Regions from separate parts of the Homo sapiens genome. Here region 2 is linked to region 1. Evidence: chromatin contacts called from ENCODE Hi-C or POLR2A ChIA-PET data. All regions are on one chromosome and are shown on one strand. Each heading gives the region's core, a stretch centred on a gene start or an enhancer-like site at or near the end of the contact. The rest is flanking DNA. Distances are from core to core; before and after follow the strand shown. Region 1 has its middle 7.8 kb from the start of SH3TC1. Region 2 overlaps ABLIM2 (actin binding LIM protein family member 2).

Region 1 (7,088 bases), core at 2,232-4,731:
CTAGAGGAGGCATGACCTGCCCAGGGCCACACAGCTCCTATGTGGCAGAACCAGCCCAGATCCCAGTCCTTCCAGCACCAAACCTGTGTTCCTCACCCCTCCCTCAACTGCCCTCTGGGGCTTTCTAAGGTGTGAGTGGAGCAGCCGGAGACAAAGGCAGTGGTGCCCTCAATTGCCGGAAACCCCGGGAAGCAAGTCCTGCCCAGGAGTCTGGGGTTTTCCAGGGAACCTAACACCCACTCCTTCGAGCACCAAGCTCCAGAGTTAATCTTTGCAATGGTGCTCTGGAAAGCAACGACCGTCCTCTGTCCCTTTCCTGATCTCTGGGACCAGCTGGTGTTTTACTGAATTATAAGGCAAGGTGACCCATCGCCAGGGTGAGGGGATAGTCTTAGAGTTTCTCCATCTCCCCACCTGCCTTTTACACCAGATTGTTCCCCGTTTCTGGCCTGCTCCGGGCTGGGAAGCTGCTGAACAGGTATGTTAGAGTTAGAGAGAAAACAAAACAAGCCACCCTGACCAGAGGCTTTCCCTGAGGGCGGAACAAGCTCATTTTCAGCAAGTGCTTCCCATCCCAGGGTCTGGCTGCTCAGGAGTCTGGGCAGACAAGGTGCCAGGACACGATTTCTAGCCAGCACTAGAAGCGGCAGGCATGGCCACGATGGCCTGGGAAACGCGAGTGCGCCTTCAGACTTTTTCTGTGACTCTCCCAGGTCGCTCAAAGAAGCTACCAAATCTGTTCCTGTGTCCTTCCTTCAGGAAAGCCCAAATCTGGCCCACCTGGGACAGAGCAGCGTGAAGCCCCCAGCCACACCCTTCAGCTGTGGCTTTTTAGCGCCACCACCAACACCCCCCGCCGCCCCTTTTAATTATCCATCTCGAAGGTCCCAGGACAGCTCCTAGCCAGAGCCTCGGAGGCACACCCTGAGTGCTGACCAGGCTCCCTGAGGCCCGAGCCCCAGGCTGCAACTCAAGCCAGGGGTGCTGGCTGGGGAGCAGGGGCCCTGCCTTCTACCTCCCGCACGGGTGGTGGCTTTTGTCTTTGCGTTTTTCAGCCTCCTGCAGCAAATGATGACAGCTGCAGTCATAGGAAGGCACAGGCAGTTTCTGGCTTCATCACACTGTCTCAGAGCATCTTCAGTTCTCTGCAGTGAATCATCTTGGGCTCAGAAGGTGATCCGGACCTGCCCCCATACCAGCAGGGGTCCTGGGGACTGCATCCCTCACAGGAAACTGCACTTCTGAGGGTCGGTCCCACTCCCCACCTCCAGGTAATGCTGCTTTTTGCAGCTTGGAGCCCCACCTGCCACTGGCGATGGCAGCACCCCCATCTCAGCTCTGCTTTGTGGGACCCTACCTGTCCCATGGTTTGGCTGCTCACAGGAGGAGCTTACAGACAAGTGGAGGAAACTGACTGGGAAACAGATCAGGATGGCAAAGCATGATTGGTGCAGCAGCAAAGGGAGGCCTGGGAGGAAAGAGAGGAGGATGAAATCAAGGAAGGCTTCCTGAAAGAGGAGGCATCTGGGCTGAGACTTGGAGGGAGAGGAACCAGGCAAAGCAGGGGCGTAAAGGGTTTCTCAGGGGTCAGGGCCAGCTCAAACAATTGTGCTCCTGGCAGGCAGTGAAGTGGCTCCCACAGCCACTTCAGGGGACTATGGACACTGGTAGCCAAGGAGAGGCCAGCATGCTTGCACCCCAAGGGGTTAATCTACAATGCCATAAAAGTGACTCTCAGGAATGCGGAGGCCAGGGGCTAGAGGCTACCCATACTCTCCCCACTTTCGCAGGCTGCTGGTTCTCCCATTGGCCCTGTCCAGCAGAAACAGGCGCGCAGGAGCCTCCAAGGTCGTTCTAGAAGAGGGGAGGCAAACGTGCTCTGGGTAGGGCCGGGGGATGCGTATTTGGCTTTGCCAGCCATCAGGTCCGTCACAACCCTGCCCTTACAGCAGGAAAGCAGACAGATAGCAGTAAGTGAACAGGTGTGGCCATATGCCAAGAAAACTATCTATTATACAAGACAGGGGGCCAGATGTGGTCATGTGGTTTGTGGACCACAGAGCTGAGGCTGTCTTGTGCTGTGAAACAGGCTTGAAACATGGTACATCACGTCAGGCCCCGCTTCACTGCTCCACCCTGGTCATGCCTGCAACTGTGCAAATATATGCACAGAGAAGCCAATCACCAGGTGGCGACATGAACCTAAACTCGGAGCAGAAGAGAAGGCAACAAATAAAGACAAGTGGGCCGGGCACCGTGGCTCACGCCTGTAATCCCAGCACTTAGGGAGACCAAGGCAGGTGGATCACGAGGTCAGGAGTTTGAGACCAGCCTGACCAACACAGTGAAACCCCACCTCTACTAAAAATACAAAAATTAGCTGGGCGTTGTGGCACACGCCTGTGATCCCAGCTACTCAGGAGGCTGAGGCGGGAGAATTGCTTGAACCCAGTAGGCAGAGGTTGCAGTGAGCTGAGATCATGCCACGGCACTCCAGCCTGGGCAACAGAGTGAGACTCCATCTCAAAAATAAAATGAAATAAAATAAAATAAAATAAAATAAAATAAAATAAAATAAAATAAAATAAAGACAAGTGGTTGGATAAGAAGATTGTAATTTACAACCTTCAGGCTTACAAATGGGGAGACTGAGGGGCAGGGCGAAAATGACCTTTACCCAAGGTCACAGGAAGGAGAGTTCCTGGTGATTCCGTGGCCCTTTCATTTTAAAGGTGACTGAGGGCCGGGCGCAGTGGCTCACGCCTGTAATCCCAGCACTTTGGGAGGCCGAGGGGGGTGCAGATCACTTGAGGTCAGGAGTTCGGGACCAGCCTGGCCCACATGGTGAAATCCCATCTCTAATAAAAAAAAATACAAAAATTAGCTGAGTGTGGTGGCAGGTGCCTGTAATCTTAGCTACTTGGGAGGCAGAGGTGAGAGAATCACTTGAACCTGGGAGGCCGAGGTGGCAGTGAGCCGAGATCGCGCCATTGCACTCCAGCCTGGGTGACAGAGCAAGACTCCGTCTCAAAAATAATAAATAAATAAATAAATAAATAAATAAATAAATAAATAAATGTAACTCAGAGATCAGCTCCTGCCCCTGGAAAACACAGCCCGGCCGGACCCCAGCTCCACGCTGAGCAGCCCCGTCATCTTTCCCGGCCTCCGATTCCTCCTGTATAAAATGCTGTCTCTGCTGAACGCAGTGTTTCCCAGAAACACAAACAAGCAAAGATGGCCCCGCACACCTCCCAAGGCATTATCAAGCCCTACTCAGACCCAAGAATGGGGGGAAGGACCTGCACAAATCTCTCCTGAGGTTCCTTCCTGAGTTGATTCCTCTGCGCACCCAAGTTTGAGGACGGGTGTATCCGGGCCGGCATGATAAGCCGCTAGCCTGGAGCCCCGTACCAGCTGGTGCTGGAATGGTAGCATGATGAGTCATCCCCCGGAAAGGGCTAGGACGGTGCCCTATTCAGCAGCGCTCACACCATGTGTTATTTCTGGCCTTTGCTGCTGAAACCGGCCCCTGATCAGAAGAGCAGAGCTCTAGGCCCCATGATTTCAGGAACTGCTCTTTGCAAAACGAGGACACGGGGCTCATAGGCTTTCCAGATGACTGATGGCCACCCCAGCCGGATGGGTGGCTGGGCCGCCGGGTCGGAGGCCTGCAGGAAGTGGTCAGCAGTTCTCGTGCCTGGGCTGGAACTGAAGACACCCACCCCCGAACTGGCCGGAATGTCCTGATTTGTCGGGGCAGGCGTCAGCCTGGAGCCCAGGGAATCGCTGACTCTGCGGCCCAGCAGGTCCACAGTCCTTCCTTCTCCCTGGGTCTGCCTGACCTGCTGACCAGGTGCCTGAGACTCCTTAGCACAGTGCTCCTCATCTGGGGGTGGTGAGGGAAGCGAGCTGTTTCCCCAGAGGAGATTTCAGAAGAGGGACCTTCCTTCCTTGGAGGAAGCTGACCAAAGAGCCCTCACTGCCTACATAGGAGCCCCCACAGCAGCCCTGCAGCTCCCGCCAGTCCTCAGCATCTCCACCTTTAAAACCACAAGGAACAGAGGTGCGGAGAGGGTAAAATCACAGAGCCAGGGCTGGGCGCAGTGGATTACGCCTGTAATCCTAGCACTTTAGGAGGCCGAGGCAGGAGGATCGCTTGAGTCCAGGAGTTCAAGACCAGCCTGGGCAACATGGTGAAACCCGTCTCTACAAAAAATACAAAAAAATTAGCTGGGCATGGTGGTGCGTGCCTGTAGTCCCAGCTGCTCGGGAGGCTGAGGTGGGAGCATTGCTTGAGCCCAGGAGTTGGAGGCTGCAGCGAGCGATAACCACACTACTGCACTCCAGCCTGGGCGACAGAGCCAGGCTCTGTCTCCAAAAAAAGATCACAGAGCCAGAAGAGGCCAAGCCTCAGAAACACCCTGTGGACCAGCCGGCTGGTGGGGTGTGGGTGACCGAGAGAGTGCACAGAGGAGAAGGTCCCAGATGAGGGCACACAGCAGGGGCTGCAAGGCTGCCATTCTCCCAAGAGCCCGGGGACATCAGATCCCAGCTTACAGATGAGTCCCCCCAGGACCTCCAATCCCATAGGCCCGAACTCCTCAGAGCCCCAACTTTCCTGAATCAGGGGTGGGACCCCAGCTGGAATTTTGGCATTCTGCAGAGCCCAGTGATGGGGGTTGATCCTGACCTTGGCTTACACAGTCATTAACCCAACCCAAGCACACAGTCCCCCAACTCCGCCGAAGGAGTGAAGTCCTCCCAGCTGGGAGCCATCTCCTGGGAGCTCGAGGCTCCGAGGCTGAGGTCACAGCAGGCAGAGGGGAGGAGGGCTCCAAGGGGGATTCCTGCAGACTCCCTGCTACCCACCTGGACTGGGCCAGATGTCACGGGGAGCACACTGGTGATCGCAGGCACCTGCGGCCAGTGCTGCCGCCTCCCAGCAAAACCTCAAGTGCTACTTTCCAGGCCCTACTTCCTGGCCTCGCATCAACGCACCCACGCCGCGCTCCCCAAAACTACCCAGGCACAGGTCACCAGTGTTTTCCACGTGGCCAAGCCCAGCAGTCCCTTCCCGGCTCCCTCTTCCATGTCTCTCTGGGCCACTGGTCCACCCGCTGACCACACCCTTTGGACACCTCCCGTTTCCCAGCCTCCTCCTCCCTAAAGGTCATGCCTTCTCTAAGGGCCACACTCTGTGCGGGGAGCTCACGCCGGCGGGGTCTTCAGAGCCATCTGCTTTCACTGAGGTCCCCAGGCTGCAGCTCAGAATGAGGGCCTGTGCCAGTGCCACCGTCTGCCTCTCTGATGGCCAGTAGCCAGCCCAGACACCACCCAGCCAGAACTGGACACCTACTGCCCCCCGCCGGCCCTGAATCTTAGCAGATGGCACCACAGGGCACTTGGCGCATGACCCCTCTCTTTCCCCACCTGGTTACATCCAAGCCATCCTTGCCAGCCTCACCCTGCTCTCCCCTCTCCCACCCCTGGCGGGGCCCTGGCCACCCTGTGCTGTCCCACACCCCCAATGCCTGCCCTGGCTTCTGCACACCACTCCTTCCTGGCACCCCTTCTCCTCCAGGCTGTGACGGCGGTGTGTTGCCTCCTCAAAGAGGCCTACCCCGGCCGCCGGCCCGGCCAGCCCTTGCCCTGCGCCCTGGAAAGACTCAGCATGCTCCGCCCCTCCTGGGACTGGGGCCATCATCTGTCACCACCACTTGCTTCCTAGGCAGGTCCCCTGCACTGCGGGCTCCTCCAGCGAGGAGACTGGCGGGCCTTGCTCTCTGTGGGCCACGTGCCCAGCACAGCACCACACTCTGCAAGCGTTTGCTGAATGACTAACAAACCAAGTGCCAGTGACAGGGGGCCGGGCTGCCCAAGCCAGGTGGGAGCCAACAGCCCCATGTATTCCGAGCCGGGTTCACCTCTGCCAGACACGCAGAAGGGGGCAGAGCCCAGTCAAGTGCACTTCTGCTGAGGCAAAGCTGTGTGGGCAGCTGGGTGGGAGGGAACCACCGGCTTGCAGCAGGCACGGACTTGCCCTAGGTGAGGTTTGAGCTCTCCCGCCTCATGTGTCGAGCCACGTGTGCCTGTGAGCAGTGCCCGGCAGGATCTGGCTACAGCACTGGCTGCACCTCCCCCTGGGACACCGGAGAGACAGGGAGGAGGTGGCTGCCTCGTGACGGGTACCCAGTGCAGGCTCCAGGCAGCAGCCCCTTGTTGGGCCAACATCCACAGCTGCTACCTCACATGCCTGCTAACCCGCTGGGGTGTCTCCCAGGTGGCGTCACAGGGGCGTGGCCCACCACTTTGGTGTCCAGCCAGGTGTGGGTCCCGGGGTCTCCCCTCACTTGCTTGCTGCAGGATGGATATATCCCTCACCCCTTCTACCCTGGCATAGCCCTCCCCTGCTCACCAAGGGTAGCGTAGCGGTCCAGGTACCACAGAGGGGGGACCGGGAAACTCCCCCACTGGCCCACATAGCTCATGCTGGGGTGCAACCCAATGATGGAGAGCAGATTCTGAAGCCTAGGTTTGAAGCACCTTGGGGAGCTGCTTTACGGCCCTGCCCAGGCCCAACACCTGCCAGCGTAGGGGAGGGGTCCCACAAAGGAGAGCAGTCGTCGTCATTATTATTCAGTGGGGCAGGGTCAGCAGGCGGTGTTGCCCAGATCCAACCTGCCTGCCCGATGCTGGGCCTGGCTCAGCATCCGACATGGATGAGTCAGATGCCTACTGCCCTCTAGAGAGCCCAGACTCGGCCTCATGGTGGAGACAGCCATGGAGCCAGATGGGACAGCTCGGCCAGAGCAGCCATTGCAGAGGGGTTGGGAAAGGGGAGCACTGCACAGCCCCAGTCCTGCCCGTAGAGAGCTGGGGAGGCTGCCTGGAGGAGGGGCTCTGCGCCAGCCTCCACACGTGAAATATTTGTGAAATACATTCCCTGGCAGGAAATAAACACAGTGGGCGTGGAGTGTCTTGTCGCATCAGGAAGTAACGAAGTGTGATCCATCAACCGACCAATAGTTAAATGGATCAATAGATCCCCGAAATGATGGAACTGTGACAAAGGGAGACAGGAATCA
Region 2 (7,088 bases), core at 3,302-5,801, 150 kb after region 1:
CTTTAAAGAAACACCGCAGTGCGCTGGCGTGGCTGCTGGAGTGGAACTCCTGACAGTCGCCTCTGAAGGCCCCGAATGTTGGTACCTGCCTTCAATCTCTTCCTCTCTCCTTTCTCAGGAAACCAGAACTTCCTCAGAGAGCATCATTTCTGTCCCTGCTTCCAGCACCTCAGGGTCTCCGAGCCGTGTGATTTATGTAAGTCAGGGCCTTTTTATGGGGACGGCGGTGGGAGGGTGGAGAGAGAAGGGGGGCCCGGTGGCCGTGGCTAAGCCCACCCCTAAGAGAGTTTTCCGAGAACTATCATCTGGGGCCTGAGGTACGGCCATTGCTCTTGTCCCTGCTTCGGGGTGGAGGTTGGTACAGGCTTTATGAGTCTGAAACACAGACATGTTTGTTTGACCCGGCAATTCCCCTGGGAACCTGTCCCCAATTATCTGGTGACAAGAGCCACACAGTGGTGTGTACACAGCTGTTGTTTATAGTGGTGCAGACACGTCACATCAACAGCCGACAGTTGGGGCTTGCCAGACACCCAGGCGGGACCCTGCAGAGTTTGCAAATAACGGCACGGATCTGTGTACATCAACACGCACGCTCTCCCAGCGTGTTCCCTAAAAGAAGCAAGTTAAGGGTGATGTAAATTATGTGATCCCGTTTTCGTTCGTTCGAGAGAGAGAGAGAGAGAGAGACTCTGTGTGTGTGTGTGTGTGTGTGTGTCTGTGCGCCTCACACGCTTCCATAATCACATACAAATATAAAAATGATTGAAAACATTTTAACAAGTTGTTACCAGAAATTTCCTCTGGGTGGTGGGATTCGAGATGGGAGATTATTCTATTTAATATTTAATACATTTAATATTGTATATTTAAATTTATATATGTATACATACATATACATATGTATATGTAAATTTAATATTTAATATTGTATTTAATGTTTGCTAATATTGCTTGTGTAAATACCAAAATTCCTTATCTAGGCGAGGACCCCCAGGCGCCAGGTGAGGGATGGCTTATGCGGTGGTGGCCAGGGGTCACCCGGGACTGCCATGTAGGCTGCCCCTGCACCAGAACCCAGCACTGGAATGGCTGGTGACTGGGACAAGCCCCTTCTCCCCTCCCCGTCCCCGCCAGGCCAGGACCTGGGTTCTTCATGCCTCAGCGGAGGCTGGATCCACTGGGTTTCTAGGCTCCAGAACTTTAAGACAGTTTATTGGATCTGCTGTCTGCTGTGCTTCTTTTCGACCCTCCTCTCTCATAGTGGTTGGACACAGGGTCCTTCCTGACCTTAATCCTGACAGTGCCACTGAGGGGTGCACGAGTCCTCAGTTACCATGACGCACTGCTGGCCTGGAGAGTGAGTGGCACTGTGGCGCTTGGGATGTGCACTCTGAAGCTTAGGCGGGCGCATGAAGGCACCAGGTTGGCTGCATGCCCTGGGCGAGGTGCCGCCCGCCTGGAGCCTCTGGGAGCCCCTCAGTAATCCACGGAGACCCCCAGGCACCTTCGGTCCAGGGCTCACTGAGGCGCTGCCTGGGTGGCAGTGAGCACAGCGCCTGCCCAGAAGAAGGCTGTGGGAAACGCTTGCTGCCGTTACTGTTACCATCATCTGTGTCAGCCTCCTGGGGGCTTGAACAACAGAAATAAATTGTCTCAAAGTTCCAGAGCCTGGAAACCCAGGATCAAGGAGTCAGCAGGGTTGGCTCCCCATCCCTGGCCCGCAGGCGGCCGTCCTCTCCTTGCATCATCACGGGTCATCTGTGTGCATCCGGGTCCTGATTTCTTCCCATAAGGACACCAGGCAGATTGGATTGGATCCACCCTAACGGTCTTGTTTTAACTTGATGACCTCTCTTAAGGCCCTGCATCCAAATGCAGTCACATTCTGAGGTCCTGAGGGTTAGGACTTTACCAACACAGGAATTCGGGGAGACACAGTTCAGTCCATAATACCATCATCATCCTCATGAATAATGATTATGACAATTATCATGTGAATGAGATCATGTTTGTGTAGGCGCACAAAGGTATGGTCTGTTTCCTCACCCATTGAAAGGGTCACAGCTGACACTCCTATAACGAGAGACAAGTTCACAAGAGAAAAGCATGACAGACGTATTTAATCAAAGTTTTAGGTGACACAGGAGCCTTCAGGGACGCAGGTCCAAAGACCCAGGGAGGACTGTCCTTTTTAGTTTTGGTTTTGAGACAAGGTCTGGCTCTGTCGCCCAGGCTGGAGTGCAGTGGTGAGATCATGGCTCATGGCAGCCTCAACCTCCCCGGGCTCAGGCGATCCTCCCACCTCAGCATCCCGAGTAGCTGGGACTACAGGCATGCACCATCACACCTGGCTAATTTTTGTATTTTTTGTTGAGATGAGGTCTTTTTATGTTGCCCGGGCTGGTCTTGAACTCCTGGCCTCAAGCAATCCACCTGCCTCAGCCTCCCAAAGTGCTGGGATTATAGGTTTGAGTCATCACGTCTGGCCAACACTGTTCTTTTTTTTTTTTTTTTTTTGAGTTGGAGTTTCGCTCTTGTTGCCCAGGCTGGAGTGCCACGGCTCCATCTCAGCTCACTGCAACCTCCACCCCCTGGGTTCAAGCGATTCTCCTGCCTCAGCCTCTCAAGTAGCTAGGATTATAGACATGTGCCACCACACCCAGCTAAGTTTGTATTTTTAGTAGAGACGGGGTTTCTCCATGTTGGTCAGGCTGGTCTCAAACTCCCGACCTCAGGTGATCCACTCGCCTGGCCTGCCACAGTGCTGGGGTTACAGGCGTGAGCCGCTGTGCCTGGCCTATTTTTATGCTTAGATTGGATGATAACTGGGTGGCCATGTAGAAATATGATTGGACAAAATGTGTGTGATCTGATGGGAACAGACTGAGTGGGGAAACAGCAGGGCCGTCTGCTCAGATGCTCCTTGGCCTCTCTGGGGAGTCCTTCTTCCTCCAGGTATAGGGCACAGGGGGTCTTAGGACCTACTCTCAGGCAAGCTAGGTCAGAGAATGGCTCCATGGCCAGGTTGTGCACAGAATGAGGGAAAGGTTAGACTCATGTTTCTAGGCTTCATGGCTGGCTTTGGGGAGGAACTTCTAGTTTCTATGACCCGCCTTGGGGAAGAGGAACTCTGGTTGGTATGGCTCACTTCAGCGGGGGTAGGAAGGAAGAGGGTGAGAGACAGGAGGGCAGGAGGCGGTCAGAGAGACCCTGCTTCCGAGGCCTTCCACTCTCCCTTAGGTCAAAGTCCTCAGCATGCTGTGGCTCCGTACTTTGGGGTATTGTTTTCTGAGCGCCAACATTTGCAAAGCACTTGGCATCCGGCTTGGTGCCTGCTAAGCGCTCATTCGTGGTAGCTGTTGCTGTTGCTGTTGTTGCTGCTGTTGTTGTTGGAACCTGCACGGCACATAGTAACTGCTCATTAAATATGAGCTCTTTTTTTTTTCTTTTTTTGAAGTGGAGTCTCACTGTGTCGCCCAGGCTGGAGTGCAGTGGTGCAATCTCAGCTCACTGCAAGCTGCGCCTCCCAGGTTCACGCCATTCTCCTGCCTCGGCCTCCCGAGTAGCTGGGACAACAGGCACCCGCCACCATGCATGGCTAATTTTTTTTGTATTTTTAATAGAGACGGGGTTTCACCGTGTTAGCCAGGATGGTCTCAATCTCCTAACCTGGTGATCCACCCACCTTGGCCTCCCAAAGTGCTGGGATTACAGGCGTGAGCCACCGTGCCCAGCCTCTTTTTTTTTTTTTTTTTAAACAAACTGGCATTTGCAAGGAGCGTGGGATGGTAGTGACTGTGTGTGCATGCAGTGAGCAGTGACAGCGGCCTCTGTTGTCATGGTCCCACTTTCAAGGCCATGCAACACTTTCAAGGCAGAGCTGGGCTTGGAGCCCACAGGTCTCCGTGACTCCGAGGCTTAGGTTTTTTCCAGGAGACCCTGCTGCTCAGTGCTGTAAACAGCCATGGTGGCTCCTTTCTTCTTGCATCAGGCAGTTACAAGCATGGGTGAGCACAAGCTCCCTGTGGAGCCCTGGGGACCCAGCCACGATCAGGCCAGATGGCATCCCTGTTCTGGGTAGGGGAAGGAGTTCCCGTCCACAGGAGAGATCGGGGCAGACCCAAGTGGGGGTTTCAGGTGGGACGCCTGCCAAGGGATGTTGGTGGGCAAAGAATTTCTGCACCAGTGGGGCATGCACTTGACCCAGGTCAACTGCAGCGTGGTGCACTGTGTCTCAGCTTTGATGGACTTCCTGCTCGGCCAAGTAGGTGTGCTCACAATTCCAGTTTTAAACAGAAGGCCTCGAACAAATTAATCCAGTCTCCCGGCTCTTAGTTTGACACAAGGGAGAATGTGTGGGGTGCCATGCTGCTTCCTCTTGGCCTCAGAGCTGCCCAGGGACCTGCCATCAGTGTGCCCACGTCGCTGATGCCACTCTGAGATATGAGCTGACTTTGCAGCCTCTAAGTAATGGAGCCACAATGCAAGGACACGTGCTCCCAATTCTGACACGTGCTCCAAGCACCATGGTCAGCACCCAGCCTGGCTGCATCCCAGCCCTCCCAGGGGCCAGACAGGCCAGAAGCCCGAACAGCCCTGCTCTCTCTCCCACCTTGGGGTTGGTGCCACATGAGTGGGCACTGCACACGGTCCGGCTCTTCACCAAGATGATGTGATGTGGTGGGCAAGCCCTCCTTATCCCAGGGTTCTGCCCTGCTTTTCTTTTCTTTTCTTTTTTTTTTTTTTGAAATGGAGTCTCGCTCTGTCGCCCAGGCTGGAGTGCAGTGGCACGATCTTGGCTCACTGCAACTTCTGCCTCCCGGGTTCAAGCAACTCTCCTGCCTCAGCCTCCCAAGTCTGTGAGATTACAGGCGCCCACCACCATGCCTGGCTAACTTTTGTATTTTTAGTAGAGACAGGGTCTCACCATGTTGGCCAGGCTGGTCTCAAACTCCTGGCCTCAGGTGACCCACCTACCTTGGCCTCCCAAAGTGCTGGGGGTACAGGTGTGAGCCACTGCGCCTGGCCACCCTGCTTTTTATCTCACCTCTGCTGGTGTCTGTCATCAACCTACTGTGCGCCTGGCCCCCTGCTCTGTGCTGAGCACCCCCACGGTCTCAGAAAGGGGCCGTTCCATGTCCCCGTCGGGTGCTTTGCAGGTTGCAGCTGCCCACCCCTGCCTGCTGTGGGTGGTTGTCAAATGCAGCATCCCCTTCCTTCACCGTGAGGAAGAGACCGGCTCCCCCTGCCATTCACGTGCACAGGAATGCACCAGAATCCACCAAGTGGCTGCATCTCCTCCACGGACCGTGAGGGCTTGGCGGGCAGGGACTGGGCCTCGTTCATCTTAGTTTCCAGGATAAAATGTGCACACAGTAGACCCTCCATAAACCATGGGGCTTTTGGACATCACCTATTTTACTGCTCTTTTCTTTCTGCCAAAAGCAATCTGCATTTATTAAAAAAAAAAAAAAAAAAAAAACAGTAATCAGCACACCAGAGGAAATTAAAGCATTTACATCCTGCCAGCCACAGTGGCCCTGCCGATGCTTCTGAGATACCCTTCAGGTCTCGCTTCTGTGTGTGTGTAATTTTTATAACATGGGGTCACACTGAACATATTATTTTGTAACCTTTATTTCAACATGGCAATAGTGCAGAGTATAAAAGCAACGTTCTTCCATTCTGTGTTATCATTGACTGGGTTATATGGTAATGATACTGTTGTAAGTGGCCATATTAGTGTGTATTATGCTGGGTGGAGTGTGGGAAGGAAGAAGGCAAAGAGGAAAAACCCTTTACACACACTCCAGAGACCTTCCGCCAATTAGAGAGTGCAGCCCGTTGTCATGGCAACCACCCAAGGACTTGGCATGGGGGAAAGTGGATCTGCAAGGCCACTTAGCAACCTGTCTGAGGGGTCGGGCAGGGGCTGTTGGCATCGTGCAGGCTGCCCTCTCTGACCCCTGCTGTCAGGGCTGGGTGGTTCAGGGAAGCCTGAGGAAGGCTGGGAGCTAACCCAGGGCAAGGCGGCCCCCTATGCTGTGGGGCTGGACAGGTGAATGCTGTGATCATCGCTGCTTGGAGGGGACGGAGGTGGGGAAGGGAGGATGCAAAACACACCCCGCCAGGCATCTGGCTGAGAGTTCACCTGACTTTTGCAAATGCTTGATTGGCTTTTGTTCAATTCACAAGCCTGCTGTCAACCTCACAGCTGGGCAAGGGTCTCAGTGATGAATCCTGGGCCTCTAGGAGCCACAGTCTTGAGGGGATAAGGGACAACTCAACAGATGAAGATCAACACTAACTTGTTGCGGGGGTGTGGGGAAGGAAGCCTCGAGGAGGGGCCTTCGCTGAGCCTGGAAGGACCAGAGGCAGAGCTTAGGGAAGAGGTGTGGGAGGGGCACATCCCAGAGAGGGAACAGCAGGTGCAAAGCCCCCAGGCTGTGAGTGACTGGGAGCTGAAAGGACTTGAGTGCTAAGTGGCATGGATAAGTGGGTAAACAAGCGCCAGAGTTCCAATTTCCCAGAAGGCAGAGGGGAGCTGCTGAAAATCCTGCAGGATCAGATCTCATGATTACAAATGGCTGGCTCGGGATTGGATCTCGGGTCTTTTGAACCCTGCCCCAGGCTCCAAAGGGGCAGCCAGAGGTCTGAGATGTCAGAACTTCTTTCTCTTCATGCATATCACAAATGTCAGGGTTCACCCCAAGACCCAACATCTCAGGAGAACCCTCAAGCCTGGTGATCAGGGAAGACTTCGTGGAGGAGGTGGGCTGGAGGCTAACAGACCCTGAAGAATACAGGAAAGCTGGAGTAGGGGGCTGAACCTGGCACACCTGGGGACATGGGGAAGAGACAGCTTAGGGTGAAGCTGCCAGGAACAGGAAGGCCAAGTTTGGGGGCCATAATGAGGGCTTACATTGTCCAGCTGAAGAGGGGGCTCCCAGAGGGTTTGAGCTGAGACCACTGGGATGCATCTGGGCCTGAGAGGCATTCCCCCCAGCAGTGAAGCCTGGAAAGGGGAGAGCTGTGGTGGGGAGCATGGGCTTTAGAGTCAGACAGCCAGGGTCATGTGCTGCCCT

Evidence for each region. Hi-C counts contacts between places; a loop is a spot of excess contacts on that map. ChIA-PET counts read pairs that join two places held with the same protein, here RNA polymerase II (POLR2A). Pooled maps may share reads with other maps.
Region 2: a pooled map shows a loop between it and region 1 (3-fold over the local background). The contact joins two enhancer-like sites. A Hi-C loop is called at or near these places in 1 of 37 single-sample maps with no recorded cell type and 3 of 50 pooled maps. POLR2A ChIA-PET finds 5 or more read pairs at or near these places in 3 of 52 experiments (B cell, Panc1 and WTC11).

Annotation. Positions count from the first base shown.
Region 1 is chr4:8,187,949-8,195,036 of GRCh38, reverse strand. It overlaps a transcript of SH3TC1 not described here. Among named protein-coding and RNA genes, the nearest start is that of SH3TC1, 7.8 kb to the left of the region's middle. RefSeq lists enhancers at 1,928-1,977, 3,013-3,537, 4,590-5,115, 6,692-7,088. Within about 2 kb of position 3,481, at least 29 of the 41 ENCODE cell types and tissues checked have a DNase peak (open chromatin) inside an H3K27ac peak, as active enhancers do.
Region 2 is chr4:8,038,272-8,045,359 of GRCh38, reverse strand. It overlaps ABLIM2 (actin binding LIM protein family member 2), which reads left to right. Exons shown (of 21, transcript NM_001130083.2): 9 at 119-196. Among named protein-coding and RNA genes, the nearest start is that of MIR95, 36 kb to the right of the region's middle. RefSeq lists an enhancer at 4,623-5,578. Within about 2 kb of position 4,551, at least 2 of the 41 ENCODE cell types and tissues checked have a DNase peak (open chromatin) inside an H3K27ac peak, as active enhancers do.